7 separate regions of the Mus musculus genome follow, and all the other regions are linked to region 3. A link is a loop called in an ENCODE intact Hi-C map of the cell type or tissue named here. Cell type or tissue: heart. All regions are shown on one strand.

The links. A loop is a pair of places that touch in the nucleus more often than their neighbours do. Peaks named below come from ENCODE experiments on the same cell type or tissue, not always from the same donor. Only the 100,000 strongest peaks of a DNase experiment are listed, where the experiment ranks them.
Region 1: a loop joins it to region 3, with 2.8 times the contacts of the local background. A loop is called at or near these places in 6 of 42 quality-filtered maps.
Region 2: it touches region 3 in a loop (3-fold over the local background); 4 of 42 quality-filtered maps call a loop at or near these places.
Region 4: it touches region 3 in a loop (10-fold over the local background); 17 of 42 quality-filtered maps call a loop at or near these places.
Region 5: a loop joins it to region 3, with 2.3 times the contacts of the local background. A loop is called at or near these places in 2 of 42 quality-filtered maps.
Region 6: a loop joins it to region 3, with 4 times the contacts of the local background. A loop is called at or near these places in 13 of 42 quality-filtered maps.
Region 7: it touches region 3 in a loop (2.8-fold over the local background); 7 of 42 quality-filtered maps call a loop at or near these places.

The regions. Positions count from the first base shown.
Region 1 is chr5:149,182,429-149,186,428 of GRCm38, forward strand. Uspl1 (ubiquitin specific peptidase like 1) reads left to right here and starts at 2,132. Exons shown (of 9, transcript NM_001115149.1): 1 at 2,132-2,378. In heart, a CTCF peak has its summit at 2,187; DNase peaks (open chromatin) are centred at 2,003 and 2,183; H3K4me3 peaks cover 3,480 bases; H3K27ac peaks cover 2,846 bases.
Region 2 is chr5:149,334,133-149,338,132 of GRCm38, forward strand. No RefSeq gene overlaps it. Among named protein-coding and RNA genes, the nearest start is that of Gm35704, 12 kb to the right of the region's middle. In heart, no CTCF peak of the experiment used is centred here; a DNase peak (open chromatin) is centred at 1,859; H3K27ac peaks cover 359 bases.
Region 3 is chr5:149,524,095-149,528,094 of GRCm38, forward strand. The region is part of intron 1 of Gm15997 (predicted gene 15997); the gene reads right to left. It also overlaps a transcript of Wdr95 not described here. Among named protein-coding and RNA genes, the nearest start is that of Wdr95, 2.6 kb to the right of the region's middle. In heart, a CTCF peak has its summit at 1,518 (motif pointing right); DNase peaks (open chromatin) are centred at 377 and 2,767; H3K4me3 peaks cover 1,267 bases; H3K27ac peaks cover 1,962 bases.
Region 4 is chr5:149,452,231-149,456,230 of GRCm38, forward strand. Tex26 (testis expressed 26) reads left to right here. Exons shown (of 7, transcript NM_029464.2): 3 at 1,064-1,229. Among named protein-coding and RNA genes, the nearest start is that of Tex26, 15 kb to the left of the region's middle. In heart, a CTCF peak has its summit at 2,211 (motif pointing right); a DNase peak (open chromatin) is centred at 2,221.
Region 5 is chr5:149,390,341-149,394,340 of GRCm38, forward strand. It overlaps a transcript of Medag not described here. Among named protein-coding and RNA genes, the nearest start is that of Medag, 19 kb to the right of the region's middle. In heart, a CTCF peak has its summit at 2,465 (motif pointing left); no DNase peak of the experiment used is centred here; H3K4me3 peaks cover 867 bases; H3K27ac peaks cover 2,567 bases.
Region 6 is chr5:148,810,516-148,814,515 of GRCm38, forward strand. No RefSeq gene overlaps it. Among named protein-coding and RNA genes, the nearest start is that of Gm36405, 3.2 kb to the left of the region's middle. In heart, a CTCF peak has its summit at 1,736 (motif pointing right); no DNase peak of the experiment used is centred here; H3K27ac peaks cover 561 bases; H3K27me3 peaks cover 634 bases.
Region 7 is chr5:149,630,631-149,634,630 of GRCm38, forward strand. It overlaps Hsph1 (heat shock 105kDa/110kDa protein 1), which reads right to left. Exons shown (of 18, transcript NM_013559.2): 2 at 3,200-3,257; 3 at 1,404-1,544; 4 at 757-879; 5 at 130-229. Among named protein-coding and RNA genes, the nearest start is that of Hsph1, 3.7 kb to the right of the region's middle. In heart, no CTCF peak of the experiment used is centred here; no DNase peak of the experiment used is centred here; H3K4me3 peaks cover 416 bases.

The DNA of each region.
Region 1 (4,000 bases), 340 kb before region 3:
CACAGATCTGCACCTCCCCCAGCCTGGGATAACAGATGCATACAGTTGGGCCAAGCTTTATCAAAGTGCTGGGGCTTCCAGTTCAGGCCCTCATTACTGCAGGGAGAATAACTTACTGATGGAAGTCGTTTCTGCAGTCCAGTAAATTGTCAATGAGACCAGAATACACAACCACCGCAGGGTTTGATTTTAGGACAAGTCTCAACTCTAAGCACTCATTTGTTATATAGCCCAAGCTGGCTTCCACCCAAGGTCCTCCTGAGTGCTGGGCTTACAGAGGTGTCCACCATACCTGGCTTAGAGGTAGCATTTATATCCCAGGTTGGTGCTAAAGGTTTGTTTTCAGTTAAGGAATACAACAGAAAAAAAGAACAAGAGCTCACAAAATGATCTGCAGAGCACTGTATTCCTATTGCAGCTTAATTAATTATTAGTTAAATAAAAGCTTCCATTTATTGAATATGAATTTCTAAGTGGAAATAGATAAACCTACTTTAGTTTACTGAGGTTAACTATACTCTCTATGGGACCAATGTATATAAAAACAGGCACTCTGCATACTGTGGAAAGAATACACAGAAGTACATGGTATCTTCTCAGCTGGGGACTATTATTAACCTGAAGTAAATTGGGAATTTTCTCCCCCCCCCTCCCCGACCCGCCATATTCCATCTTCATTTTGTTTGTCACTATTAAGTTTTTCTGGCCAAAAATTTTGTTTTAATAAATTTTTCATTAAAGACAGCAATAATCCATTTTTATTTTTATTCTAGTTGTTTGTGGATGTTGCTTTACACCTCAAAAGTCGGGTTACATTTTAACTGAACCAACTAGATCATTCAATTTATGAGCTGACATTCAGCAAGTGTTTATTGGGAGGGGAAGTGTACTCCACTCTAAAAATGGAAATAGCATGTTGAATAAGAAAACAATCCTATTAATCTTGGCTACTCTCTCAGGAAGAAATACTTTCTCAAAAACCTCATAATCCATACAAAAAGAAATCTTACTTGTTTGATCTTACAACAAATATACCAGTACAGTATGTAGTGTAAATGCAAAGATAAATAAAATTAAAAAAAAGCAAAACCTAACCAGTCTATTTTCGTCATGAGAGAGGAGAAAAAAAACCCTAACAAAGTCTCTGTTGGAACGCTCAGCGATTTCCATTCCTAAGTACCACAAACTGAAATTCTTTTATTGAATAATTTCTTCCTACAGCGGACTTGTTTCCCCCATTGCACGCTACCAAAATTATCAGTATTCTGCCAGAACATGGTCGTTTAAGACCACTAATGAAACCCTACAGGACCGCAATCCAAAATGCCAGTCATGATTCCTGTAAGGTCCAGAAAAAATCCCAAATTGTAGTCCCAGGCCACGGAAACAGTCTATGCAAAGGACTCCAAGAATAGGATGTCCTCATGGACGCGATCAGTCATGACCTCCCTGACACCACATGACCTTTCTACGAAGGCAGTTCTTAAAACTTAGCAACTGAGCTCTCCCCTCTCTGAAGTTCAAGGAGGCAGGGCGGCTGCTGAGATGCGCGGGTCGGCTGCTCAGTGCCACCCCGGGTCAAGTGCTCGTCTTTCGCTACCCCCCTTACCGTGAGCAGATCAGAGAGGGAAGAAAGAAAAAGTGGCCTCCAAGGATGGGTTTGGGGAAGAAGGGAGGGGCAGCTCCGTGTGTGGTAACCGTTTGTGAACACGTAGGGTGGTGGCGCGCGGGCCGAAAAGAACCAACTATGGGAGCCCGTCGTGGCGTCCGCCATGACGGCCCGCCAGGGAGGCCCATCACTGCGCCTGCGCGCCAGGCAGGCAGCCGCCCAGCGACCTCTCCTTCCTCTGCCGCGTAATCCCTCCGCTGAAGGCCGCGCACTAATTTTAATCACGCCCCGCCCCCTAGCCTCTGGCGTCACCTCCGCCACTCCAGCGCTTTCCAGCAGCTTCCAGAACCAAGCCTGCCCCACCCCCTCCAGCTCCCTCCCCCTCCCCCTCCCCCGTCCTCCCGACTCACACTTTGCAGGCTCTGTAGCGAGGGGCCCCGCCCTGTCGCCGCAGTTCCCACTGCGCCTGCGCCTGCTGGGCGGGCAAGCCACGCCTCTGCGGAGCCCTGCCGGAAGTGCTCTGGTCTTCCCCTTCCCCGGCCCTGCCCGCGTGCTCTCAAGCAGGGCTGCCTGCCGCAGGAAAGTGTTTGTGGGGTAGCTCTTGGGCGGCGGACTCGCAGGCGGAAGTTGCTTTCCTGGCGGAGAGGGCTGTGGGGGAGGAGCCGTCCGAGGGAACGTGGGTTGAACGTTACGGTTAGATGGTGGGGACCTCAAGCTGGAAGAGGAGTTCGGGTCCACTGTATGCGAAGAAGGAGCGTACTTCGGGAGGGTAAGGAAGACAGTAGTTCCCTCGGGAAGTAGAAATTGGGACGGCTGGAGTGCCCGGGGTGGGTCGTTGGCGCGCTGAAAAGATGGGGTAGGAACGAGGTTGTGGTGGGCAAGGTGGAGGATGGAGGTGCAGGCTGGGTCTTCAGGTTCCGGTTAGGCTCAAAGAGGTAAACGCTGAAGAGAAACCAGAGTTTGTGCCCGCCCCACGAAGAGCGTGGAGATGGGCTGGGTAACGGAACGCCGCGCCTCTTGGACTTCCTTGGTAGGCTTTTGAAGCTCAGTTCGCGTGGACCCATCCGTCTCAAATTCGGGAAGCTGGACTGGGTACCAAGCAGTATTGGGCTCTGTAAAGCCTATCCCTTCGCTGGGGCTTAAGTCTGCTGGCCTTGAAAATTCATATGCAGAGCCGAGAGATAAAGCTCCGAAGGGTTCCAGGCCCTTTGAATACCTGTAATAGTTTCTACACATGCAGTGAATTAAATTTAAATCCCTCTCGTGATTGGCTGCTAAATGGATCTATTCTGGGCTGATATCTCCCATTAAGGTCTCCGGAATGCGACTTACCTACGTTGAAGGTGGGGGCTCGGTGGTGGGCGTAGGTAAGAGGAAAAGTGCCGGAGATGAACACTGGAAAACCTTGGTTGTTCTCCTTGAAATAAGCTCATGTCATAATCTTTAGGATGTACTGAGCTGTTTGGGCGGACTTCCTACAATCAGATTGGATTAAATAGGTGGTTTGAAGCGGAGCTGTCATTTTGACAGTGATATGAATGGAAAGAGAGACAAGTTCGAAACATTTCCAAAGCCTCGTTCACGAGTTTAGATGGCGCCTACTGTGCAAACATGGGAGATGAGAGTGAGTAGACGGCACAAACTTTCTAGTCTGTATTTGGAAACCCAAAAGATGCCAAAATTTAGATACTGTACAGGGAGGAGCTAGCAGTTACACTTGGAGAAAAGATAATGAAGGTAATTTATTCCTAGACAAATTGAAATTTGAGACCCACCCCGGGGTTTTGTGTATAATACAGTGCTTGAAAAACCCCAAGAGTCTACTTCTGGTATTTTAAAACTTGAATATTCTTTGGGGAGGGGGAATTTCTTAATATTGTTTAGTGTTTCTACTACCATCTTAATGGGTCTCCTCCCTCCTTCTCTCCTTCCCTCCCTCTCCTTTCCTTCCTTCCATAGACAGGGTCTCACTATATAAACCTTCCTGGCTTGGAATTCACTGTGTGAAACAGGCTGGCTTGAAACTCACAGAAATCTGCAGTAGTTCTATTGAGAGAGATCTGTGCAATGGAATTAAAAGGCTTAAAGGCGTGCATCAACCACCATGCTCGAATATGCCTTGACTTCTTTATTGACAGGAAAGCAGACTTGAAGGTTTCTCATTTTTACCTCCATATTGAGAAAGAACCTTATTCCACACAGTTACCTAGACCCTCAGGCAGATAAAAAGTTTTCTCAACACCCTTTTTAGGAGTCTGCAGGTTTCTCTTCTGAGAATGAATGCAGAATGACAGAAGCAACACATCTCTTTCCCTCAGAGCAAAGTAGACCAGATGGTAACTGTAACTTAGGTGTTAGTATCTTGTCAGCGCAACTTCATTTTGTTCTTAG
Region 2 (4,000 bases), 190 kb before region 3:
GGAAGAGGTGTGGCCTTGTTGGAGGAGGTACATCACTGTGTAGGCGGGCTTTGAGGTCTCCTTTACTCAGGCTCTGCCCAGTATGGGATCTGACCGCCTTTGGCTCAAGATGTAGAACTCTTAGCTCCAGAGAGAGAGAGAGAGAGAGAGAGAGAGAGAGAGAGAGAGAGAGAGAGAGAGAGAGAGAGAGAGAAGGCTGCCTACTGTAGCCAGGAAGGAAAGAAGAGAGGGTTGGGAGTGGCTGCAGCCTCAGTCTTCTGCTCTAGGACACACCTCCGGTGACCTCACTTCCTCCCACCAGACTCAGTAGATCAGCATCTCTCCACAGACAGACCCAAGCCTAGCAGCCATGCCTTTTACATAAGAGTTTTTGTGAGTCAATTAAGATCCAAACTGTCACACGGCTACTTAAACCTCCCGATGCACCAAATTTAAACGTGTGAATCTCTTCTCCCCAGCCAGCTACCTAAATCCTCCGAGGGAAATTAGAAGACACATCCTGCCTTTTGAAAATCAGGAAATGAGGGCTCTGTGTATCACACGCAAAATTCAAACTGTGTAGAAGACCTCACCACTCGGAGCCGCCCAAATGAGCGGCAACTCTTAGGAGAGGCGTTATAGAAAATGTCACCGCTTGGGAAGTCTGGCAGAAAATTTAGAAATTTTTTTCCTGGGGAGGTAACCTAAGGACACAGAGAAAAGGTCTCCAGAGCCTCTTTTGCTTTGTGTATGTTCTGTTCTGTTCTGGAAAGGACTTGAGGTAGCTTATTAAAGGGACGCACAACAGAAGTTGAAAGTACAGTAAAAAGGAAGGGCCTGTGTTTCACAGCAGGAGCCGGGAGGGGGTACCGGTAATGGAAGATCCACGTGTGGACTCAGACATGTCCTTCCAGTGGGCCACCAGCCCTGGGAGCTATCGGAACAAGGGAAACGGATGAGCAAGTGATATAAAGGGAGATCGGTTGCTCAGGAGAGCAGTATTTTTGGAGGCCAGGAAACAGGCCTCTCTCCTGCAGGCCCCCTCCACCATCTGTGTAACGTAGGAAAGCCACAATCCTAATAGCATCCTGCATCTGCTGCGGCCTCCCGTAGCTCTGAGATACAACCGTGGGCCCAGCTCAGTCTGTTCCCGAACACCCTGTATAAGGCACATGGTTCTATTTTTACTTTATTGTCTTATTTTATGCGTGTGGATGTTTGGCCTGCGGATGTGGTGTATGGTGTCTGCACCGCCTACGTGCAGTGTCCACAGAGGCCAGAAGAAGGCACTAGATCTCCTGGGACTGTAGTTACAGATGGTTTTGAGCTAACATGCCGGTGATGGGAATTGAACTTGGGTCCTATGGAGGAGGTGCAAACCTTTCAGAATCTGCTTTATGGACCAAGAAAAGAAGAGCTGTCTCTCTCCCTTTTTATTCTGTTCACATAACTCACATTTTGACAAGTGTGAGCCTCCATGTGAGACTGAGAAACGAAGCCACCACCGGAGGAGTTTGGCTGGCCATGTGCTGAGTAGCGGCATAGCGATGGCATCTCCTTTCTTCTTGTCGGTTCTGGGGGCAGCACACCCAGGACCAGGCGGGATACTCACTACCGCCGAGCATCGCCCTAGCCCTTCACACCACTCCTGCTTAAACCTCCAGCATCTCTGATCTACGTAAACTTGAGACCCATAGCAAGATCCACATATAGCCGGGAGGGCAGCAGGGTGGGTGGTTTATCTGTGTGCCAAAGTCCCTCTGTATCCGGCTGGCTCTTACTTTGCCAGGTGGTGCTGGGGAAATGTTCTCACGCTTGAGGATAAGCAAACCTGAAACATTTGGTGGGAGGCTGCGGCTTTCCCTGCCTTGAGGTCCTTAGGGAGCAGCTTGCTCATTAAAGGGTAAGGCTCCATCACACAGTGCTCCGGGGTTGGCAGGGCGGATGCGCCATCTAGTGGCCACTCCCAGAATACCCACATGCGGCTCTCTTGCCGCTCTAATGACCTGAGGGCATGTCCAGTACTGGAGCAAAAAGGTTAATTAGGGAGCTGGGGCATCTCTGTTCTCTGTGTCCAGCCCGACTAATCGTTCTGTGAGGATGGTTTTTAGGGTCTATGTGAATGAGGCACATTTAGGCAAGAAACTCAGGTAATTGGTAGGTTACAAACTGCCATGTGGTGTCCTCATGATCTCATAGTCCCTGCGTTGCCTCTTCTGGCCTCGATCCCCTTGATGCTGCTTTGCCTACAGTCCACTTCTGCTCTGCAGGCTCCTGTCATGATCTTTTCCCTATCAAGTAGAGGACCCGCTAACATGGATAAGGGCACCTTTTCTGAGCAGGGAGTGGGAGGACTGATCTGCGGAGGTGGGTGGTGGCTGCCCAGGCCTTGCTTTGGGCACAGGATTCCCATTTCGGGAAGTACACGATGCCCAGTAACAAGACATTGAGCTAGATGTGGTTCCTCAGTCTGAGGAAGTCTCAGGGTTCAATCTAGGAAGTACCCATAGTAGTTATCCAGTATAAGTAGCCAGATAGGACTCGGCTATCCTCAGAGGAGGGAGAGGCCTCAGGGCTCAGGATGTCTGCTCATCACAGGGACCTTTGATGGGTGGTGTGTGTGCTTCTGAGATCCTGGATTGGGTGGCTAGCTTCTCCTCTGTCCTCCAGGGAAGTTACTCAGCCACGTGCCTCTCCTGCCATCTTAGAGTCTCCCCAGGAGATCTCAATGTGACATAGTTAGCAGCGGGAACCAGCTAGCCAGCTGGGGACCAGCTATCAAGGTGTGGTAATGGGTGGGGGTGTCTTTCCATACATATCATATCACAAGAGTGCGGGCTTCATGGCTGCCCCATGAAGCCTTTCTGTCAGGTTAGACCCTCTGACTAGAGAGAGGCGAGGAGTATAGAGTCTCCGGGTATAGGTGTGAGGAGGTAGATGATGGATAGCAACAGAGATTTGAGAATTGGGGATAGGGGTCTCCATTAACCTCTACTTCAAATCTGTCCTCCATCCCAGCATCTCATGAATTCATGACTGCTCAAGGAAACCCAATTGCTGGCTCCGTTCAGTATGCTGGAAGGTGCTATGTGCAGGCTGCCTGCTAGACACCACATCACCGTGGCACAGTGGACGCTTGGAGGATGGGGCAACTCTGTGTTGGTCACCCTGGGGGTATCAGTAGCGGGGGTGTCTCCCACCACCCATCTGGCAGAGGCTAGAGGGTACCGTGTCACCTGGAGACTGTCACGGCTCCCACAGTCATTCCGACCCCTCTGCGGGGAGTGGCTTTGAATGTGGGCATCGCCTAACCATGTCCAACTGGGAGAAAGCAGACAGCCTCTCTGCTGTGGAAATTCTTTAGTGCTAAAATAGCCTGAATTGGCTTATAAGGGTTAGACGTGTAGAGACCAGAGCTGGCAAAACTTAGTTATGCAGAAAAGAGAAGCAAGATTAAGGGCATATGGTGACATTCCCCAACCTTCATGAATGCAGACTGATTTAATCCACAGACAACTTCACACCCTAGGTATTATGTTTATTCTCATAGGAAATGATGCACAGACGTATTTAGCCACCCTACAGAGTTACACAACAACAAGGAGGCAGAACTGGGGCTATGATCCCAGGCAGGACAGCAGGAAGATCTGTGTCTGTGCTCGGAAATGGCCGAGGCAGCGTGGGAGCGCTCAGGGTTCATCCCCAGAATCTCTTTCTGTTATCGGTGCGATCTCACACGAGCTTCGGTTTCTTTAGTTGAGTGTGAAAGAGATCCACTCTATCTTACCAGGACACAGAGGGTTTACATGAGCTGATATTGTCTCCGGTTTTGCTGGCAAGCCAAAATCCACTCACCCGGACCTGGACTCTATGTGGCTTCTTTAAATAAACTGCTGCACGGACCAGCAGCTCAATGGATGAAGCCTCATCCGGCTTTAGACAGGAGCCCTGTATCCAGTTTGTGGCGCCATGGAAAACCCGTGAGACTTTTTTGCTTGTCGCTGCCTTGCCAGCTCAGCCC
Region 3 (4,000 bases):
GCACCATCTCTCTGTGGTACTTGAAATGTCTTTTCAAACAGAGGTTTTTCTTAAGAGGAGAGAGAGCAGACAGGGGACACACACACACACACACACACACACACGAACACACGCACACGACGTATTAAATCTTACAGAGATCTGCAACCCAAGCCCCACGAGGTGGAAGCGGAGACAAGCAATACGCTGCCCTGCTGTAGGGAGCACCATTCATAAAGACTAGTACGGGAACGGTGCCTTGGATTTGGGCCACACAGCCTCCAGGCTGGAATTCCCCAAATGGAAGTTGGCAGGACTGTGAGGCAGAGGGAAGCCTCTCTATGTCCTCGGTGTCCTGTGGCAGCCAGCCCCTGTTAGTGGAGTTCCCTGCCTCTGCCTCTGCCTCTTCTTGGATGCTTTCCTGGGTATGGGCTGGCCTGGTTACTGCCTTCCAGCACACGCCAGAGAGGGAAGCCAGAACCGGTCCAGGCAGCACCGGCTGCTCATTAGAAAGCAAGCTGATTGCTGGAAATGCAAATGACCCATTTCACCTTATCCTTCTGACAGACACGCTGGGAGCGATGACTGGTTGCTCCCTACCTGTCACCACTGCAGCTCTGATCATTGTGTGAAGTGCCTGCCACACTTGAAGTGCATAGATAGCAGCCATCACGAGCGCCCTTCAGTTGTAGACGCAATCATCCATTGCCCCCTAGTGGAGTCCATGTGAATGACATGGTAGGCACCCCGTGTGTGCTGATTTAGGATTTAAGCAAATCGAGGTTGCGTTTTATTTTAAGAATGGCTTGCAGCTCCTGCTGATTTCATCTCGGCTGCTCGTATCTGTGTCTCTTAATTAGCAGCCATGAGATGGAATAAAATGTCAATCACGGGTGATTTGCGGAGCTGAGTTTGAATGTTAAAAAGTCATGGCATTTTCAAACCATATTTAAGACCTCATTTGATGATCATTCAAATTTTTTTTTTACCCTTAGTCTGGGAAAAGGTTTAAAATGAATGTAGTGTTAAGCATCTCAGGTTGGCATTTCGCTGAGCTTCGGGGTTATGTGAAAGAGAAACAAGATTATTTGTAAGACAGAGGCAGTAACCGAGTCTGCTTTGTCATCTAATCTGTCTCCTGACCCTGCTCTGGTAGATTTCAGAGGCTCCCAGTTTGCATAGTTCTTTGTTGTCCTGTATCCATGGTACCAGGGACTCAGTCATACTTAGCATAAGAGGAGCTAGATTTGTGACAAGGGACCTTTTTTATCACCACATTTGTGAAGGCTGCTTCCTGGGTGACTGTCCTTGCAGTGTCTGCAGAGCTAAGGCTCATAGCATGCATTAAAAGGCGATTGTCAACAGTACTTGGCTGTGCCACAGTAAGTTTATTAAGGGATCTGCTTCATGAGAGAGAGAGAGAGAGAGAGAGAGAGAGAGAGAGAGAGAACTTAATATGTTATTTTTCATTATGTGGGTCTGTGGGGGGGGATGGGCACATGGGTGCAGGTAGCTGCAGATACCAGCAGAGGGCGCTGGTTGCTCCGGAGTTGGAGTTACAGGTGTGGGTGCTGGGAACTGACCTGGATCCTCTGAAAGAGGCAGTGTGCACTCTTAACTGCTGAACCATCTCTCTAGCCCTGAAGTGTGTGTGTGTGTGTGTGTGTGTGTGTGTGCATGCAAGCAAGCATAAGGCAGTCAGAGGACAATGTGCAGGAGTCAGTTCTCTCCTTCCACCATATGGGACACAGGGATCAAACTCAGGCTTGTCAGGCTTGTGGCAAGAGCCTTTAGATAATGAGCCATCTCACCAGCCCTAAACTAATACATAACTTTTTTAAACTTTTATTTATTTCGTTTGTGTGGTATTTTGCCTGTGCACACATCCATGCAGTGCTGTAGAAGCCAGGAAAGGGTGTCAGATCCCCTGGGACTGGAGTTACTGCTGGAGCCGAATACTGCTCTGTGGGTGCTAGGAGCTGAACCTGGTCCTAACCACTGAGCCACCACCCCCAACCTATCAGTACATAAGGTTTACACTTTCTACAGGACTTTCTTATTGCCAGGACATTTTAAAAATGGAATTATGCCAGAGTTCAATGCCTCCCTTGTCTTATCTGTGACTCTGTGGACTGTACCAACTCCTTTCTAGTAGCCAGTACTGATGCCATCTAGACCTTTGTGGGAAAGTCTGGGCCAACCCTACTACTCCCTAAGGCAGTACTACGGGGGCGGGGGCGGGGCTGGGGGGTGGGGTGGGGGCTGGGGGACGGGGATGGGATCAGCTTTCATCTGTACTTAAGGAAGGATGCTTCAAGAACATTATCCCTCAGACAGTGTTCTGGGATTTGTGACCCTGTTGAGGAACCTGATGAGAGACTGTGATTGGTTGGGGCGATCTGGTCACAGACAATGGTATCTGCTTGAGACAGAGAAGCAAGCTCCCCTCCTCCACAGCATCTCTGTTCAGTGAATGTGTTTACATCGGGCTGACTGTGGGTCATTAAGCCCCAGTGATAGGAAACTTTTAGGAGAGGAAACCATTCGTGCATACACAGGAAATAGAACTCAGTTGGCAAAATTTTCCACCCTGTGTAGATCTGAAACCACGGTCCGCAAGGTGCTTTAGGGGACCTTCCTCAACACACTGCTGTTTCCCCCAGAATGCTACGGAAGCTTTCTACTGGTGACTCAATGTTTTAAACTTTTCCTCTTGAGTCAGAGATGAACCGAAGCCCAGCGAGGCTCAGGGTGAAGAGGAAAGCTATTGTCTGGCCTTTGGCTTCCGTCATGGGGTGGGGCTTGACTGCTTAGCAACTGAACAGAAATCTGTGCCAAGGGAGGCTAAGAACCCCCTGTAAAGCTTGCCTCGGAGCTTGGCACAGCGAAACCAGATTGTTTGTTGGTTTGTTTTTTCCCCACTGCCTGCCACCCGTTCGTGATGTTACCGGTTACCGTGTGGCCCATGCCCCTCGGATGGCTCCAGATCACCTGGTTTCATTCATTCACTGTGTTTCACGGACTTTGACGTCCCAGAACGGAATGATCATCATTGTCTCTATAAAGACCTCAAACCAAGATACGATTTAGTGAGAAAGGGGACACAGCTGAGAGAGACCATGTCTGAAAACTAGGACTTGTATACATCCTCCATTAAATCTAAATTAAAATTAAGGTAGATTTTTTTTCCATCCATCTTGGGCATTTCCAAACTGACTTAGAGGTCTGGGGTGTACCTCAGTGGTAGAGTGCTTACCTAACATTTATAAGGTCCTGGGTTCAGCGTCAGAATTCTGTCTAAACTCCACCCCACAGTTACCTGGCAACAGGCAGGTAGGCCTGACCCACTATAAAAGGGGCTGCTTGCCCACTCCTCTCCCTCTTGTTCTCTTGCTCTCTTGTTCCCACTCTGTCCCCTCGCCTCTTCCCCGCCCCCCTCCACGTGCTCATGGCTGGCCTCTACTCCTCTACTTCTCTACTCTCCCTCTCTCTGCCTTTCTCTGCCTCCACTGCCCTCTTAACTCCCCTCCCCATGCCCTGAATAAACTCTATTCTATACTATACTATACTATACTATACTATACTATACTATACTATACCTGTGGCTGGTCCCTCATGGGGAAGGGATGCCTCGGCATGGGCCCGCTGAGACATTCCCTTCTCCCACACCTCACCACACCTCATAGCACATATCTCCTATTTATTTATTTATTTATTTATTTATTTATTTATTTATTTATTTTAAACACATCATTCAGGACTGAAGGAAGAAAGACAAAACTCATGGAAATGATTTTAAGTGATTCTTAATAATTCATATTTAAAATTACAACATTTCTGCTTCTTAGACTTCAACTACAGTTTCATCTGGTACTAAGGTCACCTGCCCAGAGACCTGGTGTGAAGCGAAGCGGTAGGCAAGACAGAGAAGCCCTGTTCTGAGCTGGCTGTCCTCCCGCTTAAGGAGCAGCTGTCTTAGTGGCCTCCCAAGCACCAACGCCAGGGCACCCGCGCCAGCTGC
Region 4 (4,000 bases), 72 kb before region 3:
GTTGCATATTCTTTTTTTAAATATTTATTTATTTTTATATGTAAGCACACTGCCTATTGAAGTAGAACATCCAGGGCTAGTGAGATGGCTCAGTGGTTAAGAACACTCACTGCTGTTCCAGAGGACCTGGGTTCTGTTCCCACAACTCACATGGAGGTTCACAACCATCTGTAACTCCAATTCTCAGAATCTGAGGCCTCATCAGGCACCAGGCTTGCATACAGTGCACATACATACATACATACATACACACATACATACATACATGCATGCATGCAGGCCAAACATCCATACACATATATCAGTAAAAATCTTATCTTTAAAATGTTTAAAAGATAACTAATATCCTAATTCACACACCTTTCCCTTTAATCTATAAGATCATCTCTCTAGAGAACTGCTTTCATTCACCAGCTATTCAGTTGCATTGAAATAATCTTTGTAATAAGAATATGCAACTCTTAAAAAAAATCACTCAGGTACATTTTAGATTGTAATTGTCCTTTTCATTTTATGTCTTGTTGTTGTCCTAACTTACAGAATTGATTTTATTAAGGGGGAATCTGAATATTCAACAACATCTGGCATCAAATCTTAAACCTGCAAATCTTCTTTTAAAATTGTATAACACAAAAAACAATTTGACATGAGTATCACTGTGAGATTTTGTACTTGGTCTCTTTGAAGTTCTCAACCTGATAATACATAGACTCAACTCAACAACAGGTCTGGGGTGTGCTTGTAATGCATTGATTGCATTGATGGAGGTGGAAAGACTCATCCACTGTGGGTGGCACCATTCCCCTGGCTGGGTTCCTGAACTGTGTTATGGAGGACGGGAACTAAGCATTCATTACTCTCGGGTTTCTGGGTGTTGGTTGCTATGTGGCTGCCCGCTTCAGACTCTGGCCACCTTGACCTTCCAAGAGGAATTGTGCTCTTGAACTGTGGGGCAAAGGAGACCCTTTCTCCCTTGAGGTTTTTGTCAAAGTATTTTGCCACTATATCTGGAAAGGACACCAAGACTGTCCCTTACTCTAATTTCTACCTTTTGTTTTTATAGCCCAAAGAGCACCAGAAGACTAGGATTTACTTATTCGATTGGCGATCCTATTCTGAATGAGTCCCAGTACCACGATGAGTATACCTGGAAATTACGTTCTAAAGAAAATATGGTAAAAACCGGGACTTCAAGAGGAGTATGGAACCACAAAACTCACCCTGGTCAAGTAAGAGACTAGCTACTTGTCTACTGGCTGTAACCCCATCTTGAGCCTGTAAGGACCTCGCAGAGTCTGTCTGTCTGTCTGTCTGTCTGTCTGTCTGTCTGCGGTGCTAAGAAGCACACTTCTCCTCAGACTGCCCCTTCTTTACGGTCTCACATGTCCCTATTTCTAGTCCCTAGAGTTCTTAATATAAACTTAGCTGCTACAATGCGAACAAGTCAGCAGTGTTTGGCACATGCATGTTAACTTTGCTCCTACCTCTCCATCTTGTATTTTCTTCATCTCAGAAGGAGACCCTGCCCGTTAGAGTGACTCTTCTTTCCTATTCTCTTACCCTCATACCCACCAGTCTGCTTTTTAAGGAAAGTATGTATTTTATGTGTATGAATGCTTTGACTTTATTATGTGTGCCGTGTGCATTCCAGGTTATAGGTGGTTTGGAGCTTCCATGTAGGCGTTGGGAACTGAACTCAGGTCCTCTGCCAAGAGCAGCCAGTGCTCTAACCACTGAGCCCTCTCTCCAGCCTCTCCCCCCTTAATCTCTATGGATTACCCATTCTAGATATTCTCCATGAGAGATCATGTTGTGTGATTTTGTGTCTGGTTTCTTCCAGTTAGTATGACTTTCTGGGTTCCCCATGTTAGAGCAGCATCAGGATATTTCACAGTTAGGTAATACTACATGGTATGCCACAGTTTTCCCATCCATTTATCCAGTGATCTACCTTTGGGCTGGTCCTACAGTTTGGTTATTGTACAAGTGCTTGAGGCTATGATCATATTTTGGACATGTAAAACCTCCTGTCTTTTATCATTATTGCTTATCATCAGAATTCCCTCTCCTACCCAAAGGGAGCTCAGCCCAAAGAAATATCTCCAATTGTCTTCCCTAGTGGATGGAGGCGACAGATCCTCCTGTTTGTTCTTGGCATTGTCTGTTCTATTGTTAAAGGGTTTCATTTACACAGCTGCCATCTGGGTTGGAGCCACCAGGGGGCGTCCGGCAGATGACGAGGTGGTAGAATGGATGCTGATGACTGAGAGAGAAGGAAAGAAAACACTCAACTTTTCTAACTTGTATGTGTGGTGCTGATGCTGCAGCCTGTGATGCTGATGCTGCAGCCTGGGCGGGGACCTGTGCAGGACTCTGTGGTGGGAAAAGGCATAGGAGTAGATGGGAAGGCACAGCGACTGGAAGTCTGTCAGCAGGTAGATGAGTCAGAAGATGTAGATTCAAGAACCAGAAGAACATACACCATGCAACACTTGATTTGTCTTCCATGGCTTCCATTGCCTCAGCCATTAAGAGCACTTGATGCTCTTGCAGAGGACCTAGGTTCAGTTCCCAGAACCCACAACCATTCAAAATTCCTGTTCTAGAAAACTGTATGCTTTCTTCTGGACTCTGAAGCACCAGATATGTACACACACACACACACACACACACACACACACACACACACACACACACTCTCACACTCATACTCAGGAAATGATAATAAGTTTTTAAAAATTTAAAGCAGGATTTCTCCGTGTATTCCTGGATGTACTAGAACTTGTTCTATAGACCATGCTGACCTCGAACTCAGAGATCTGCCTGCCTGGGTCTCCCAAGTGCTGGGATTAAAGATGAGTGCTGCTGCACCCTAACATCGATAAATACATCTTTAAAAAATTAAAAGCAATGCAAAATAATTTGTAATTATTGTAAATGTATACACATATACAGATATGAAATTTCCCTTTATCTGAAGTAGTACTAAGGACTTTAAATGGCTTTTTTTAAAAATTTATGTGCGTAGATATTTTGCCTGTATATCTATGCTACATGGTATATATCTGGTACCCATGGAGATCAATAGAGGGCGTTAGACCTGGAAACTGGAGTTACAGGTGTTTCTGAGCTGCCATGTGGGTGACGGGAATCAAAGCTGGGTCCTCTGCAAGAGTAGCCAGTGTATTTAATGCCGAGCCATCTCTCCAGCTCCTAATTAAGGACTCTCTTAACCCAGCACTCAGGAATGTTCTCAGCCAACAGGAACATGTACGCCAGGTCTGTGTGTGGGGGTGGGTGGGTGGGGGTGTGTGTGTTCCCAGTCAGTGAGAGCTGATGTGTCAAATTGTCTTTGTGATCTCAGCCAGTGAGGATTGGTGCCGGACTGTGAACACTATTAATCACCGAGTCTCAACAGCTGCTACCATTGCACAGAGAGATACAATGTATATCATGTGGTTCATTCTGTCTTGCCCAAACATCACTGTTAGTCAACTCTAATGGCTCTGCCTCCAGACTATGTCCTGGGGGCAGACGCATGCTAAACATCAGGATGAGGGTGTAATCAACAGCATCTGGACAGAGAACCTGTACATCTTGACACATTCATGATGTCCCTAACTGTGCTCTGCAGCTGATAAATCACGAAGGGGTACTGCAAAGCGCAGGGACACAACCATTATGCAGAGTTTTGAGGTTCTCTGAGAAGCACTTTACTAGCCAGAGGACGAGGGGAGATAGAGACAGGGTTTTCTCTGGGGCTTTCTTTATAAGGCAGGAGAAGCAAAGCAGGCTGCTTTTGGTGGGAGGCAACCAACCAGCAGAAAATGAGAAACGGAAGCTGATAGCCAGAACTAAGAGTTGCCGGAGTATGCTGGCATTGGCCTATAGGGAACACCTTAGGGTTCATGTCCCACCACATCAGCCGTGAATGCAGGTGTGGAGCCTGGGGCCTGGTGTCAGTGGGGACATTTCCAGAGAGGATTACCAGAGAGGGCAA
Region 5 (4,000 bases), 130 kb before region 3:
CTTTACTCTCTCTCTCTGCCTTTCTCTACCTCTACTATCTTCTTAACTCCCCTCCCTATGCTCTGAATAAACTCTATTCTATACTATACTGTCATGTGGCTACTCCCTCAGGTGGAAGGGATGCCTCAGCATGGGCCGGCCGAGGCACACCCTTCCCCCATACCTCACCACACATCCATAGAACATATCCCCCTCTCTTTATCTTTTTATAAACACATCAATGTGTGTGGGTGTTTTGTCTGCATCTATCTGTGTACCGGTATCTGCCTAGTATCCAAGGACAAGAGAAGAGGTGCCAGGTCCCCAGGGATTGGAATTACAGATGGTTATGAGCCACCATGTGGGTGCTAGGATCTGAACCCAGGCCATCTTAACCGCTGAGCCATCTCTCCAGTTCCCGACATCCCCTAAGTGTTTTAAAGCTTTCCTCTGTGCTGCCACCACCTCACCCAGAAATCTCAGTGAGCACTCAGGCTTTGATGAGGTCGGTCACTGTTCCTGGGTTGATGGATTAGAGGAGACAGGAGTTGAGGGCCAGATTCCCTAGCCAGAATGGAAGAAACTCAAAGTTCCTTTAATCCTTTCCCCTCATGCCTTATGACTGCCCCACCCTCCACCCAGAAGCCTATTCTACCACGGTCAAGCCCAGTGTGCCTTAATTTCTCCCCCAAACATGAAGAAACTTTTAAAAAAATTATTTATTTTATGCATACATGAGCACACTGTCTCTGTCTTCAGACACAGAAGAAGAGGGCATAGGATCCCATTACAGATGGTTGTGAGCCACCATGTGGTTGTTGGGAATTGAACTCAGGACCTCTGGAAGAACAGTCAGTGCTCTTAACCTCTGAGCCATCTCTCCAGCCCTGTGAAGAAACTTTTAACCCTTGTCCAGCCACAGCTCTGTAATAAAAACTGCATAGGATGAGGTACAGGCAGAGAGAGGTTGGGAACTGGGTGTTTGAACAAGTTTAGGGTGCATTGTGGGATGAGCAGCTGTGGGGTGGACTGGAAATACACACCAGACAATGCTTTCTTTAAGTAGATTACACCTGTGGATCCCCTCTGGTTTTAAAAGAAAATTTATATTTGACATTATTTGACTCACAGGATTATGTTTGGGTGTCTTTGGTGGGCTACACGTAGATCATGCTTGTGTGTGGATTTGCGGCTTGTTCATCTCAGCAGGGCAAGCTAAGAGAATGTGGCCCCTTCCTGGGAGTTAGACTAAACTCTGGGAGGAGGAGATGCAGGGAGAGAGGTGGGGGTACTCACCAGGCAGTGGGGAGAGTGGGGGTGGGGTGGGTGGCATTCGTTTGTATTTCGATTGTGTGTTCGATTGCTGTTGTCTTTACGGCTTTCCTGTCTGCGGAGGAGCCTGGATCTGTGGTTGCTGCCTGGCCAGCTCTGTGTGTGTCGGGGGTTGGGGGTGGTAAAATCATTTGATTGCATCTTCTAGTTGTACAGTTTGTACTTGAAATACTTGAGAGTGTGTCCGGGATGGGGTTTGGGGAGGGAGGCAGCACAGAAACTACCCCGGCTTAATGTCCATATATAATCATCTTGTGTTGCTGGAACCTTCTTTTTGGATAAAAAGACATTGACTCATAACTGAGCAATCCTGCCTCACAGGGAGGAAAGCAACTTCCTCTCAGCCCGTTTATCTTTAGAGGGCCAGGTCGTTTCCATAGGCTGTTTAGGAAATGGCTGTCAAACACCACAGCGAGAAAAGTTAACTTTCTTATTCCTGTCTCTCTCTCCCCACAGATGGGTCTGAAATTCTTGCTTGGGGCCATATGGATTGGCCGCGCAGGGAGGAAATTATATTCAGCTTTCTGTTTCTGCTCAACTCTTTCCACTGGGTAAGTGGGCCCTTTGAAGTGGCACTTGCCTTACCTCACATTCTGACAGGAATGACTGATCGCCTTTCAGTCCACACAAGATAAGGAGCCACGTCGGAGCTGTCTTAACTAAACAATAGCGAACCACCCAGAGCACTCTTCCAAGACGGGAGAGAATTCCCCACATGTGTTAAGCATTTTATTCTTCCCAAATGCATTACTCTGTATTATTGTGTTAAATTGGATAATGTCGACATGAAAGGGCCGTGTCAATTGTATCAGATAACAAAAAAGTAAGATTTTGTAACAATTATGGATTTGATTTTTCTACCCAGACATCTGAGGCCCTGCAAGAGAATGTTAAGAGCCTTAAATTGCCCACTAATGGGAAACTATGCTCTGAGTGCGGTCTCTTTTCTAATCTTGGCTGTGTTTTCTCTTCTGCAACAGATGTCATCCACCTGGGGATGTCAAAAGAGAAAATACAGGGCGCTGGGCAGATGGCTCAGTGGCTAAGAGCACTGACAGCTCTGGCAGACAAGCCAGGTTTGGTTCCCGGCACTTATGTGGGTGTTCAAAACCATCAGTGACTCCCATGCCAAGAGATCTAGCGCCCTCTTCTGGCTTTCCATGGACACTGCAAGTATGCAGTGCACATACATACATGCAGGCAAACACTCATATACATATAATGAAAACAATGAAACCCAGGCAGGGTTAGGGGTAGAAGATGTTGGTGGAATAATATGGAAGAGAATACAACAAATCTACTCTTGAAGATCTTGACTGGTGTCTCTTGTGGCTCTAGCTTCAGGCTGCTGACCAAGAGGGCAGATTGTATTTATAGCCAGAGAAAAGGAAGTAAGATAAAGAAATCGGACTTGACATAGAGACAATCTGACAGTCACTGCTTGTGTCTGTCTTATTTGAGCTGTTCGACTGGCTGGCTGTTGGTGACAGGCAAAGGCTCTGTAACTTATCACAAAGTGACTTCCATGTCACCTTAAGCTGCAGTTCAGAAACCTTTGACCAAACTTTAAAATGCAGCCCTGTATGGGTACTTTTAGGCCAACTTGACCCAAGCTACAGTCTTCTAAGAGGAAGGTGCTTCAGTTGAGAACATCTCTCTGTAAGATTAGGTTGTAGGTAGGCCTGTGGGGCATTTTCTTAATTAGTGATTGATGGGGGAGGGCCCAGTCCATTGTGGGTGGTGCCATCCCTGGGCTGGTGGTCCTGGGTTCTATAAGAAAGCAGGCCAAGCAAGCCATGGGGAGCAAGCCAGTAAGCAGCACCCTTCCATGGCCTCTGCATCATCTCCTGCCTCCAGGTTCCTGCCCTGCTTGAGTTCCTGTCCTGACTTCCTTCAATGATGAACAGCAATGTGGAAGTATAAGCCAAATAAACCATTTCTTCCCAAATTGCCTTTTCATTGCAGCAATAGGAACTTTGACTTAGACACTGCCAGACAGCTTTAACCCAAATATTGACTTCAATAGGTACAACCGTAGTGGAGATAAGAACTCCCTTGAACCCTCTCAAAGACTTCCCTGGAGTGGGGCTGTTTGGAGCCTTTCCTGATCTGGTTTGCCTCTAACTCACCCTACTGTCTCCCCTCAAAGCTATTTACTTTTTCTCTGGCTTAATTGCTGTTTATCAAGACTCAGGAAAATTCTTGGCAAGCCTGGATTCAAAGAAAACCTTTAGAGGTGATGAACGGAGCAAGGAGCCTTTGGAGAATCAGTTCACAGGACCAGAAGAGGTCAGACTGACTCGGGCTGGTGTGTGATTGAATCCCATATGTGGACAAAAAAGGGGGAAGTGTCATAGATTGGGGCAAACCATGGAGACTGGCTGGCCACTCAGCTGAAGTGACTGCCTGACACTCAGTGGTTAGTTATAAATTCTCCAATTAGGTTTTAAGGTTGTGAGCTGAGTTTGGTTGCAGTTCACATGCAGGACTGTACTGAGGATTCGAAAATTCTGTTCTGTTTAACTCAACACCGCCAAGACCACTGAACCCTGGATAGTGATGGATAATCCATGACTTAGTTAGGGTTTTACTGCTCTGAACAGACACCATGGCCAAGGCAACTCTTATAAGGACAACACTTAATTGGGGTTGGTTTACAGGTTCAGAGGTTCAGTCCATTATCATCAAG
Region 6 (4,000 bases), 710 kb before region 3:
TCTACTCTAAATGCCTGCCTTGAATGCCCACCGAGTGTAGCTTGCAAAAGAAATAAATGACTTCCTTCCCCCAAGTTGCTTCCGGCCCCTGTGTTTATCTCAGCAACAGAAAGCAAAGTGGGACAAGGACCAAATGGGCACAAGCTCTCGCAAACCTTTCCTTCTGTATCAGCTGACTTTCTCAGTGTTTTGTCAGCGACAGAAAACTGACCAACACAGCAAGCAAGGGACAAGATGAATCCAGCTGGTGGGAAACACACCAAACCAGCATGGCAAGTCAGCATGACACCAGAACCCCGGTGCCCATTCAAGTATTTAGGGCTGATCAGAGAACTACAGATTTGCAGGAGGCACTCAGCACCTGACTTCCCTGGCCAGTGGCTGGAAGCTGCCTGTCCGGGTGCCCTCAGTTCATCCTTGGGCTTAAAAGTCGGCTGCATGGCTGAGCCCAAGGTCAGAAAAGGAGGGGCTCTTAGGCTCCAGGATACATCAAATAAGGATACATTAAATAAGAATACATTTAATAAGGATACATTTAATAAAAATACCTTAAGTAAGGCTTTGACTCCTGAACTAATAGGATGGGGAATTTGGGGAGGGAGCCATGCTACAGGAATTTGAAGGTTACAACTCTCTGGAGTACCAGCCTAGGGGGAGGAATTCTTTTGCAATCAGAGGCTTGGGGGGGGGGGGTACCCTTTGTATCAAACTGATGTGCCAGCCGTTCATTGCTTGGCTGATATTCATTTCTGCAGAATTGTAAAATAGAGACTGTTTTTGTGTTCCTACTCTCTCAAATTTATTATTACAGAGTGAGGGGTCTTGTTTCTCACACTAAAGATGCTGAAGCAAGAGGGTCTTGAAATTGGGACCAGCCTGGGCTACAAAAAGAGATGCCCACGCCCCCAGGGATGAGAAAGCACAGAGGGTGGGAGTCAGTAAAAACAGCCCAGGGGCAAAAAGAATGCTACCCTAGGCCAGGCTGACTCCAAGATTAGATTGGCTCAGGTGGGGCAGGTCGGGCAGGGCGAGGCCGGGCAGTTGTGGAAGCTGGATGACCCTTCCAGGGAAGCAATTCTGAGCTGCTCCTAAGCCACTCGGATAACCACCCAGAAAGCACGAGTCTTAGAGCATCCACAGCAGACCATCCAGGCCACCAGTCCAACAAAATCACAGGCGGGGTTGGTCCGAAGCTGGGCAAGCATTGCAACCCAACAGTCCTTGAGAAGGCTGCTGCAGAACAGGCCACGGAGGGCCAGGAGGCAAGCCAACCCACAGGTTCAGTGTCCAGTGACAACGTACATGGCCCACGTTGGAGGGCAGCACGGAGGAAGTGACGCTGTGACTTCAAGACCCTTGAGATGGATCAGATCTTTTGGTGTGAAGGAGGGCTGAGGGGGGCAGAGACAAAGGAAGGTACCCAGAGCTGCACCCCTGTGACCCTCTGTCCTCAGACAGGCACTCTGCTCATCCTAGATGGGGGAGGATCCTCCTGATACCCTCCGCGAGGGACTGAGGCTGCCTGCTTCCAGGGAGACGCTGCTGCCAGTTCCAGGTAGCCTCCCTCGGTCTGCCACACGCCTCCGGAGAGCAAGCGGACGCCCTAGAATCACACGAGATCAGATGTTGGGAGTGACCTTCGGAGAAGAGCCACCCAAGATGACTTAAGAGACCTGAGAGGCTCTGGATTGGACCATTTCCCCCTAAGCCCTACAGTATAAACTCTTGGCCTCTAGGTGGCGCTGTTGGTTGGACTGAAAACTTCAAGAGCTGGATTCAAGTGGGGATTAGGTCGTTAGAGGTGAACCTTTCTTTAATGGTAGTTATAGGACCTCGTCTCCTCTTCTCTCCCCTCTCCCTCTCCCCACCCTCTTTTCCTCTCTCTCCTTCCTGGCTTATGACTTACATTTTGTTTTGCTACATGCCGCTGACATGCTACACTGTGCTCTCCAGCTCCTGGTCTTACACACGAATCTCCAGAACCATAAGCCAAAATAACCCTTTCTCTTTCTAAGTTAGGAGCCTCAGGTCTTCCATCATAGCAATATAAAGCCTACAAATACAAGACTCACTAAATCAGCATTGACTGGGTAACCTTTGAGTCAGAGGACCAACCCTGTTGTTGCTGGACTCTATCTACTGAAGCCCGGGACACCTGTAACCTCCAAGGGATGTGGGCTCTAGCTAGCTCCCTGTAGGCAAGCCTCCTGCCTTCCCTCCCCTCCACAGCCTTCTGTGCTCAGCGAAACCTCATCTCCTCACTCATCCATCTCTCCCGCTGTGACACCAATTCATCTCACGAAGGTGCCAGGTAGCTGGCTCCAAAGTCTCCCTTCAACTTCATTAAAAAGTAATTAAATTTTTAAAAGCCGTTGTTCAGTTGTGGAAGGGCTGACCTGGTTAGGAGATGTCGAGCCAGCAAATGACAGCTATGTCAACCGGCTCTCTTCCTTCTTTTCCCCAGACCCCTCCCTCCGTAAAGCAACCACAAACCCAGATGGCATTTTCACACAGCGTCCACCAGATCAGGACCCGTGCCAAACACTGGATATGCCGGCTCCTGACGTCTCCTCTAAAGACCCTGGGAAGTGGGTAAATACCCTGACAGCCTTTTTTTTTTTTTTTTTAGAAGTAACAGGCTTCGGAATTTTAGTGAGTTGGTAAAATATCTTCTAGAAACTTCATCTGCTAATTCCAGCCCTACAAGCCAGAGAAACTTCCCTCACCTCAGGCCTCTGGACAGTCTAGGACATGTGCTCCCAATCCCCCTCCTGAGCTGCCACTGCCCCCGCCCCGCCCCACCCCTGGCACACAGAGAAACCAAAGCCTTATTCAGCAACAAGGCAAAGTGGACATAAGTCCAAGCCACTTCCAGACCCTCAGATGCTGTGTTTTCCCTGTCTCTGCCCCAGCCAGGGGATGGCAGAAGCTGGGACAGCAGTGAATGAATCCTGTGAGGACCTTGAGGGCCACCACTTTGTAGGAGACAATGTGAAGGCCAGAAAGAGAAGCAGAAGTTCCGACTGTATCCCACAACGAAGCTGTTTGCCTTGTTTGATTCCCAAGGGCCCTCAGGCCTCATGTTTGTTTTTGATCTGTCCTTCTCACCAAAAGATGTCCGAGCGTGTTTGACTCTGGGATAAGATAAACACAGGGTTAGGGTTTTACTGCTGTGAACAGACACCATGACCAAGGCTACTCTTACAAGGACAACATTTAATTGAGGCTGGCTTTCAGGTTCAGAGATTCAGTCCATTATTATCAAGGCAGGAACATGGCAGCATCCAGGCGGGCATGGTGCAGGAACTGCTGAGAGTTCTACATCTTCTTCTGAAGGCTGCTAGAAGAATATTGGCTTCCAGGCAGCTAGGGTGAGGGTCTTAAAGCTCACACCCACAGTGACACACCTACTCCAATAGGACCATACCTTCTAATAGTGCCACTCCCTGGGCCGAACTTATACAAACCATCACAGTGAGCCCTGAACATTCTGTTGTTTCAAAAAGCAGGTGATGCAGGAATTAAGTGGGATGTGTCAGAAATGTGGAGACACCAGCTCAGAGGGGCTGAGACTGACCTACAGACCATCTACCAGTCAGTAGCTGATAATGAGCTGGACTTTTAAATGCCCACAGGTCTATGAAAAGTGAAGGGATTGTATTTTACAGCCACCACCATCAGTGACTCAGTCAAGGATTGTCAGAGGATGCAGGGGCTGTCGCTGAAGGCTGTTGGGGAACAGGAAGCACATGAGATTTTAAAGTGGATCCCCCAGCTTTGGATGAAACGTCTCTCCCAATGGTTCACCTTCTGGAAGTTAGTTCGTGGTGTCCTGGTATTGACGACCTTGAAGAGATAGGGCCTTGTAGGAAGTGAATAGGTCATGGGGCCATAGCAGTCTTGGGGACTAGCATCCATCTTTGAGGGAGTAAGGCAGGTCTCATGAAACTAGAGTTTCATGTTACAAAATAAACATGGCGCCTCCACTTGGTCTTTCTCC
Region 7 (4,000 bases), 110 kb after region 3:
TCAATACACCTAGTTCTAAGCACAACCTGCTAAGAGACTGCTTATCCACGAACTTAAGTCTTTCTCCACTGTAAAAGTGCTATCAGTAAAAGGAACCTCTATCGAGCACCAGCAAACACCGTTCCTTACCAGCCGTCATGTCATTCATGAGCCGCAAGCAGTTCAAGCCCACAATCTGCGCAGCATCCAGCACAGACCTTCGCTCAGCATCTGTGAAGAAGGATGGGACCTGCAAAGATGAAGGTTCACTCTCTAAACACAGTGCTTCCAACTGCTTCACAAACAATCTTAATAAATTCCCAACAGTGACTGCCAGCCCCAAAACAGAAACAGAGACTTAGACTTGGTTTCTAGCAATTTCCTTGACTTTCAGAGCTGCCTTTTTGAGAAAATATTAATTAAATAATAACAACAATTCCCAAAGCACTGGTTTTCAACTGAGGGAAGAGTTCTTTCACTGTGAAAAGCTCAAGAATACCAACTTTTGGTATTAGAGCAGCCAACTGCCATGGAGAGAGAACCCAGCTACCCTGTGTTTTTAGAAAGCTTCATATGGAGCCCCTGGTGCACTGCCTATCTCTACAGTCAAGAACCTTTGTAGCTTCTACCTAAACTTACCACTCCTGCTTACTTTGAAATGCTTTAGAATATTCAGTTTAAGAGCACCCTGGTAAGGAAAGGGTATGCGCATACGCAGTACTGAATAAATACAGGAACTCTAAGAGCAAGTACACTGCCTGGCTGGGCCCTACTTACTGAGATGACACAGTCTGTCACTGGCTTCTTGAGGTTGTTTTCTGCAGTTTCCTTTAACTTAGTCAGCAGCATGGCTGTTATCTGCTCCACACTGAAGAAATGTTCTTCATCCATGTACATGACCTACAATGAGGTGGAAAATGTTTAAATACTTTAACACTTCAGCGAAACGCTAATATGAACATCCAACTGTTAGCATATACCCTGCTCCACAAAATTTGTTTGGAAAGAAAAGAGGAACTAACAAAGAAAGGGAAGAAAGGAGGAAGAGCGTTTCCCTAGAGATGAAGAGGGAAAGTTAGGGCTGAATCACCAAGACTCGTGTTGACCAGACAACTGCTCTTAGCTGGACGTCTGGTTGTTGCTCTACTGCTTGGCACATGCTGCCAAAGGGCTGTCTGACCACTTTGGAGACATCATTACTTAGATTTTTTTAATACTAAAGCAACCAAGAAACACAGATTAATCTACAGAAATGCATTACCAGTGGAGTACTTCTTAGAAAACAGCTTATATTAACTATACTTTAAAAGGAGCCAAACGAAAAGGAAAGGACCCCAGTGTATCCCATTACTTTGGGCTAAAATCCTAAGATGTGAGCACTCCCCTCTACAGATGGCTCAGAGCTTGGGGATCAGTGGTATTACCTTTATTCCCACGCCACCATTTTTCATTGGGACCAAATCATAGCTCAGGTTCTCCTTTTCCTTCTGAATGAAGGGGTCATTGAATGCTCTGCCATGAAATCTCTTAAAGCTAGAGACCGTATTGTTTGCATGAGTGATTTGCTGCAAAACGGAAAAAAAAAAAGTAAATTTTAAACTTTTTTCTGATTTTGTCATCTCCGGTACCTACAGCAATTACAGTCATTGTTGCAACTCAAGCCGTCTCTGGGAGAGGTATACCTAACGTCCCCTCAGTCCTCGATTTTCCATGAATGGATACTCCTACTGTACTTTCTTCTATGGAAAATGCCACAAGGAAAGGCAATGGTGTCATCAGACTTTGGGGCAGATCTCAAAATCTGCAAGATAAAGGAAAAGACGGCGCAACTGTCTCCAAAACTCTAAAACTCTGCAGCAACTGTATTGCTGTATCCCATCTTCTCCCCCAAATAAACATAAGCTCAATATCCCAACTCCAGTGAGCCTTGGAGCACTGTCAGGATGAGGACTTTGTGTGTCTCTTCTAGAGCCTAAGCCATGCCGGGGGTAGACGAGGTGAGGATAATAAATGGCATATTTTTTGGAGAGGGCGGCACACAGATCTTACAGTCACTGAACTCACACTCCTCTAACACTGCTGGGCACGCTCCTTAAAGGATGTACTTCACTCAGCAACCTGTTCCCCAGAATGTGGTCGTGTTCTCAGATACACACAGTAATATGGGCATGAAACTCAGGATGGAAATATGCCAAGCTGCTCTGAGACAGTGTTCTCTTAATCTACCTCTGGGTCACAGCTCTAGAGTAAACAAGTCCCACTTCAGAGTACATTCACTCAAAGGTAGGCTTCTCACTAACCCCGAACATTAGAGGTTAAACTTCTGAAGCCATTTAAACTTGGCAGCACCTGGAGACTGCTATTTCTTTTATCTTCTCCAGCTCAGCAGTAGCTAGAACTCAGCAAGCAGGGTGGCAGGTATGCCCATGCTAACCTTCTAAAACCGACATGAGTCAGACAAGCAAACTAACAAAAACAACTGTGAAAACACTTTGCTGGAAACGGCTCTCTCCCACTACCATGTGGGGTCCCAGGGATAGAACTCTTGTTCAAGTCAGGCTGGGCAACAAATCCCTCTACAAGGAACCTGAACCTCACTAGCCTTTGAGAAACTACAAACAGGGGAGGAAAAAAAAAAAAAATCAAATGTCTATAATCTAAAAATGTTTAAGCCAAGCATGGTGTCATGTGCCTTTAATCCCAGTACTCAGGAGGCAGAGGCACGCAGACCTTTGTGAGGGAGTTCCAGGCCAGCCAGTGAGAACCCCTCCACCCCCAACCTATCTACCTACCTACCTACCTAATTTTTAAATTGAAGGCCAAATACCCAAAAGTAAAGTTGCCACTAAAAACCTATGGAACAGAAACAAGAGACAGGAACAAGGTGGGGTGGTAAGGTATCACCCAACAGTCGTAAAATTTAAAGGTTTCCTTATTTTGAATTTGAAGGTGCACAGATACATGTCTGCATGTAGGTGTGTGCTTGGTTCATGGAGGAGGCCAGAGAGAGTGTTAAGGACTGAGTAACAGGCAGCCGTGAGCCACCTAGTACGTGCTAGGAACCAACCCTGAAAGAGCAACAAGTGCTCTTAATGGCTGAGCCAGCTGAGCCATCAGCTTGCAAGCTCCAAGCCGTATTTTTAAAACTTAAAGCTAGATTAAGCTCTAGCACATCATCCTGCCGCCCTCCCAGGATTCCCTGACAGACAGATGAACGTACCTGGTTTTTGGCTGCAACTCCAATTGTTCTGTTTTTTGATCCAAATGATATGACTGACCTAAAAGTAATATAAAACAAACGTCTCACACACGTCAAAAAAAAGCACACATGCGGCCGTTTCTAAGGTGACAAGAGGAAATTCCCACATAAGTAAAGCACAGCCCGCAGTTTTCAGCGGCAGGTATTTCTATTTAAAATCACACCTCTGACAATTCAGCCCAAGTATCAGCCCTGTTCACACATATAAGGAATATCTGATAATCTGTGTGCAGCTTGAGTGCCCTCTCCCAATACCTGGGGTGCTAATACAGAGTCACCAGGTCACAAAGGATAGGGAACTTGGCATTATGCACAACCAAAAGTAAACAGAACTCTACCTGTCATCAGCCTCCTACAATCCTAAATTTCACTGCACACTTATTTCTGTCCCGATATATCATCTGCTTTAGAATTTTTAAAAGTTTTTATGTAACCCTAAGAGGTCTATGATATGCCTGTAGAGTTTAAAGGAAATGGATGAGGTAGGTTGCCATCTGGAAGATTCTCTGTAAGGTCAAATAAAGATGATAAGAGAAACAAAGTTACTGCTGACTGGAGTACAAACGCTGAGGAAAAGGAGAGGCCAAGCCTTCACACTGCACCTGCTTTGACAAGATGAAGAGAGACAGCTTTCTCAGAGGAAAGGGGATACATAGAACCAGAACAGAGACAAGATGGAGAGTGTGGAGGAGGCGGTGAGTAAGGCTTTGGATTAGAGAGTAATCCACAGGGCGAGCGTTAGTAATCCAAATCTAATTTGGG